Regions from separate parts of the Homo sapiens genome. Here region 2 is linked to region 1. A link is a loop called in an ENCODE intact Hi-C map of the cell type or tissue named here. Cell type or tissue: psoas muscle. All regions are shown on one strand. Links, peaks and the distances in the headings refer to the core of each region. The heading gives the core; the rest is flanking DNA. Region 1 has its middle 7.4 kb from the start of PSMG4. Region 2 overlaps NQO2 (N-ribosyldihydronicotinamide:quinone dehydrogenase 2).

Region 1 (2,908 bases), core at 281-2,780:
AATGCCCTTCATGGGGTTGCCCAGGGTCTAAGGCCAGAGCTGTCCTCTGGGTAGGGCAGGGCTGTATTGACACTTGCTCGGTTAAGAAAACTGTATTGACATTTTAGGAAGAGTTATAGAAAAATCTCATTCTGGTTGATTCTGCCTGTGAATCACAGTGATGTGAGGCTTAACTTGTTTCCATCCACTTTAAGCCTTTTTCCTCTGGACGAAACAGGATTATCCTATTTTTCCTTTTGAACCAGGGCCTGATGACATCAGAACTTGGGCAAGCCTTCTTCTTTTGTGTACTGGGAAACGGCTGCTGCTGGCCAAAGTGTTTTGTCTGTGCTTGTGAAGGGTGAGTGGGGACAGCTGGGACCCACAGCTGGAAGAATGCAGGTGCTGCTGAGATGGGGAAGCCTGTGGGAAAGCAGGCTTGGAGGGAAACCGCACAGTAAGTTGGAGGTTTCTGATGGAGATGCCGAGTAGGCAGCTGACCATATGCACTGGAGCTCAGGCGAGAGGTTGGCTCCAGAGAAACCAGTGTGGGAGTCATCCGTGTGCAGAAGGAATTAAGCCATGGGCTGCGGAGCTGGAGAGAATAGGACGCTGGACGCTTCTGCTGCACAGGTGGGACTATGACGAAGAACCAGCCAAGGAGCCTGAGAAGGAGGGACCTGGAGGGACGAGGCACCAAGACAGAGCAGCGCCCCAGAAATCAAATGCTGCCCGTTGAGCAAGGAAGAGACTAAGATGTGGCGTGGTGACCTTGGTGGAAGCAGTTTAGTGAAATGTCAGGAAAGAAGCGAGTTCACAAGAGCAAGGGAAGAGAGGAATTGAAAACAGCACATATGAAGCCTTTTTCCAGGAGTTTTGCTGTAGAGGGAAGCAGAGATACGGGGAGGTAATCAGAGTGAATGTATGATCAAAGGAAGATTTTTGTTGTTGTTTTGAGACAGGATCTCATTCTATCGCCCAGGCTGGAGTGCAGTGGTATAATCATAGCTCACTGCAGCCTGGAACTCCTGGACTCAAGTGATCCTCCCACCTCAGCCTCCAAAGTAGCTGAGTCTACAGGTGCACACCACCACGCCTGGCTAAGTTTTCATTTTTTGTAGAGACAAGTTCTCACTATGTTGCCAGGCTGACCTCAAACTCCTGACTTCATGTAGTCCTCCCACCTCGGCCTCCCAAAGCACTGGGATTACAGATGTGAGCCACCTTGCCCAGCTGGTCACGGAGCAGTTTTCTTATCCATCATCTTTGAATCTTTGTTCTTAATGAAATTCATGCCAGACAAAGGCTCACAATCTAACCTGGTCGGAGAAAGAGGAGGGGGTGAATCAAACACCCTAGGAAACCTTGCTTTTTCTCTTCGAATCGGCCTCTTTCGCCTTCTGCTGCTGGGCGGTTTTACATTTGTGGGCTGTGAACTACCCGGGGACCAGGACCCCCGTGCTTCATCTGCAATTGCAGAATCTGGAGAAATAAACTGTCCTGCCCGAGTGATCTGCAGGAGCAAGAATCCAGTAACTCCCATCGCTTTCTGAAAGCAAAGGCAGCTCTCAACCTGCCCGCTTCCTTCCCACCTGCCACCTAGTGGCCCCCTGCAGAATGACATGGGCGGCAGTGAAGGGCTCCAGTTACCATTCGGCTCTCTTATCTGATCTTCATAGGGTATTAGCTCGGGAAGGCGCCTTAGAGACGATCTAAGCCAATCGTCTCAATTTACAGCTAAGATAACAGACCTAGAATAAAGGTATAGAGATAATTAGTGGTAGAGCTAGGACTAGAGCCTAAGACCCTGATGAGGCCTGCAGTGAGGTCCTTCTGTGTTCTCTCACTCAACCATTCAATCAACTTTCGCTATCTGCCTTACATGCAGAGTCCAAGGCTGTGCACTGCACTGCAGACGAAAGGCCCTGTCGCTATCCTTAGGAGCTTCCTGAGAGGAAGGTGGGCATGCAGAAAGACCATTACATAAAATATATCTTATTTTACATTGCATACAATGATTGCTCTATAGGAGGTAAAAATGAGGGCCAAGAGAAGCTGCCGCCAGCCTGCCTGGAGCCAGGGAAGGCTTCCCTGAGGGGTGGTGTTGGGGTGAACCTCAGGAGTACTAGTCTCTCAGGCAGGTAAGGCAGGGCAGGCCCAGGCCCAGTGGCGCCGTGTGTGGTGGTACACGGGGCAGATACTGAACTGTGGAGTTATTGCCTGAGCGTGACATCAGGGACAGACACGAAGGGGACCAGCAGCTAGGTGAGGGGCCTTGTGTGTCTGCAAAGGTGTTTGGGCTACACATCACCAAAGAATTATTAGAAGGCGTAGCATCATCAGACATATTGCTTCAATAGATCTCTCTGGCAATAGTGAGAAAGAAAAATTGGAAGCCAGTGAAACAAGAAGCAAGGAAACATCAGAATGTCACAGCAGCAGTGCAGGCCAGTGTGGGAGATGTGAGCAGGCAGCGCTGCTGCAGTAACTGGGAAGAGTCTCATATTTACGGTTGGGAAATGAATGCGTCTGGTCTGTGCACCACTGTCCGGAACACAGTCAGGCAAGCTGGCCGCGGGTAGGACAGGAGAGGAAGGGAGGAGCTGCTCAGTGTGGTTGCGCCGAGGGGCCGGTGCTGTGAGTCAGGTGGGAACGCCTGCAGGCTGCTGGGTGTGCCTGTGGCTCTGAGAGCAATGCTAGCCACAGATTCACTTTAGTTGAGGAACAAAATCAGCCAGAAAGGGCGAAAGCGGCTGTCAGAATTGACCATGCACATTGCGCCCAAGTGGCCATGCCTTTAATCCGTTGTCTTCAACAGAAAGTCCCCACAGGAAAGACCTTAGGCAAGGCAGTTCTCAGGAGCTGAACAAATCCCTATGGGGGATGACACTTGAAGGCTCTGTGCTCCCAGCAGCTGGGCGACAGTTCT
Region 2 (2,908 bases), core at 125-2,624, 240 kb before region 1:
CAAAGATAAGCAATATAAAATATGTAAATCAAGACACAGATACTCAAAAATGTGGAGGTGAGCATGAAATTAAAGCGTAGAGTTTATTTTTTTAGACCTGTTTGGCATTGAACAAGACATCCAGCCTCTCTTGGGTGTCAGTTTGCTCTCTGGTAAATTGGGAAATACACCAGTCTCACCAGTTGTTATGAAGAAAGGTGATGTGTGTAGAGCACAGCACCTGCTAGGTAGCAAGTGCTCAATCAGCAGCCCTCCCAGACTGCTTCTCTTTCCCTAGCTCGGACCCAGGGTGCAGCTTCTGGTCAGGTTGCAGCAAATGTCTTTGACTTGTCTGAGGAGTCCGGTATACACAGTGCTACTGGGATGGTTGGGATGGGCTGTGGATGCCCACCTAGGAGTGAGAATGTTTGGCCTCTTCCCCGACAGGTACTCTTTCTAATCCTGAGGTTTTCAATTATGGAGTGGAAACCCACGAAGCCTACAAGCAAAGGTCTCTGGCTAGCGACATCACTGATGAGCAGAAAAAGGTTCGGGAGGCTGACCTAGTGATATTTCAGGTTTGTTTTTCTCTAATTAATATATTGAATCAGATTCATCTTATGTACAAACTCTTTCTGAATATTGAGTTTTGTGCTGCTTCTGGAAGTGGCATCAATGTTTTGAGCACAGTTGCACACTTACTGAGCAAATATTGTAACCTGGTTACAACACCTAGTTACAACATTTCACCTAGTTACACCACTTCACCTAGTTACAACACTTCACCTAGTTACAACACTTCATCTAGTTACAACACTACTTTAAACACTGTACGTAGATGTAACACTACTTTTTTTTTTTTTTTTTTTTTTTTTTTGAGACGGAGTCTCGCTCTGTCGCCCAGGCTGGAGTGCAGTGGCGGGATCTCGGCTCACTGCAAGCTCCGCCTCCCGGGTTCACGCCATTCTCCCGCCTCAGCCTCCCGAGTAGCTGGGACTACAGGCGCCCGCCACCACGCCCGGCTAGTTTTTTGTATTTTTAGTAGAGACCGGGTTTCACCGTGTTAGCCAGGATGGTCTCGATCTCCTGACCTCGTGATCCACCCGCCTCGGCCTCCCAAAGTGCTGGGATTACAGGCGTGAGCCACCGCGCCCGGCCGATGTAACACTACTTTAAACACTTTACCTAATTGGGTAAAGATATCCACGTAGCCAATATCACTCACTCCAAATCCCGACTGCCATGTAAATAGGAATGAAGGATATTTCCATTATTCCAGTGGTCCAAGAATCATCTGAAACCTGCCAGTCTTGTTGCTTCCCTTCTCTTCCCGTTCCTGCCCTGAGACATTCTGGGGCTGCTTGAGAACCACATTTATCTGCACAAATGTTTATCAGGGTAAATCAGGCCAAATGCATCTCCTTAAATATCCTGCCTTAAATATCCTGATCATTAAGAGGAAAATCTCTGGTTTCTACCCTCTCAGTGGTTGCTTCACCCCCAGCCCAGCCACCTTCCTGTATTTGTTCACAAGGAGGTGATGCCACTGCAGAGTGAACTGGCCCAGCAAAATGCCCTCCAGGAGTGCTGACTCATCAGGCCACTTCCCGCCACTGCAAGGAAGATGTGCAGGCATGGCTGTGGCTGTGTAAACCTGGCAGCAGAGTACGCACATGAGCTTTGAGGGAATTGTTGGGTGACAGAAATTCCTGTCCAACTAGAAGGAAAGGGGAATCTATTATAAGGGCTCTGGTCACTTGGGCCTCCTGGATCCCAAGGACAGAGCTGTAGCTGCTCTCGTCCACAGATTCCCATCTGCTCCTTTCTGCCTCTTGGCTCTGTTCTCTCTCACTGCTTGCCAGGGACTGGATCCCCTAGATCCAGAATTTCCAACCAAGGGATCTGATTGGTTCAGATCATTTCTGTTTTCCAACCCTGCTTGAGGATGCGGAGTGGGCAGGAGAACGAGAGCACTGTTCGCATGAGTCCGCCATGTGAGGGCAAGGCAGGGGGTGAGCGGCATGTGACCACTTTCCAGACAAAACCACCTTTCCAGAATGATGAGGTTCCCAAGCCTTCATAAAAGCAACCTGCATGTGCGGGAAGAGGGCTGCCTCATCCCTGCCCAGGCTTGCCTCTGCACACCCCTTCCCGACACCAGCCCTTTCTTTACTCAGTGACCTTGAGCTGCTAATCTGACCAAAGTGCAGGACGTCCTTTGTCCTAATTACAGGTGGGTGGACTCATAGTCCTCAGGCCTAGGTGACCATGTGGTTTACCATCTCCGTCTTAATACCATGCCAGTATGACGGGCCTGTATCCTGGGGTGCGTGGTCCCAGCAGAGCCACGCTGAGCTCTCTGCTCTGCTTCTCCTGTCCCCCTTGGGTCGGCCGGCCACGTGGAGCCCGCTTTCCTCCTCGCACCCACTCCACTCCCATAACCCGGTGGCTGGGTAGGCTAAGACCTGGCCTTTCTATAATGGCCTTTCTTTTGTTTCACTTCATTTCACTCCATTTCCCTACTTTCCCTTTTTTTCTGATAGTTTGTCCAGAGGGTCTGCATTATAAGTTATTCTTTTATTCAACATTAATAAAAATTTCATTCATCACTACTGCACTACTAATATCAGAGCCCACCACTCACTGAGCATTGATTCTGTTTTGGGCACTGTGGTGTGTCTTCGAATCCTCACCAGGATGCTGTGAGCTGTGAACTATTAGTAGCCCTATTTGATGAATCAGGAAAAAGGAGGCACAGGGAGGTCAAGTAACTTGCCAATGTCACACAGCAGCAGGTCGTGGAGCTTGGGTTTCAATGCCAAGTCCTGAGTTTGTTTTATATGGAAAGCACAAGAGACATTGGCTTCCACCTTTGGTAACAGATGATTGCCTATGTTTATTTCCCTTCCCAGGCGGTAACACTGGATGT

The links. Peaks named below come from ENCODE experiments on the same cell type or tissue, not always from the same donor. Only the 100,000 strongest peaks of a DNase experiment are listed, where the experiment ranks them.
Region 2: a loop joins it to region 1, with 5 times the contacts of the local background. A loop is called at or near these places in 5 of 110 quality-filtered maps.

Annotation. Positions count from the first base shown.
Region 1 is chr6:3,250,055-3,252,962 of GRCh38, forward strand. No RefSeq gene overlaps it. Among named protein-coding and RNA genes, the nearest start is that of PSMG4, 7.4 kb to the right of the region's middle. RefSeq lists a silencer at 1,421-1,715 and an enhancer at 2,461-2,755. In psoas muscle, for the core only: a CTCF peak has its summit at 1,593 (motif pointing left); a DNase peak (open chromatin) is centred at 1,587; H3K4me3 peaks cover 636 bases.
Region 2 is chr6:3,012,118-3,015,025 of GRCh38, forward strand. It overlaps NQO2 (N-ribosyldihydronicotinamide:quinone dehydrogenase 2), which reads left to right. Exons shown (of 7, transcript NM_000904.6): 4 at 427-557. Among named protein-coding and RNA genes, the nearest start is that of NQO2, 14 kb to the left of the region's middle. RefSeq lists an enhancer at 1,698-2,197. In psoas muscle, for the core only: no CTCF peak of the experiment used is centred there; a DNase peak (open chromatin) is centred at 1,563; H3K27ac peaks cover 409 bases.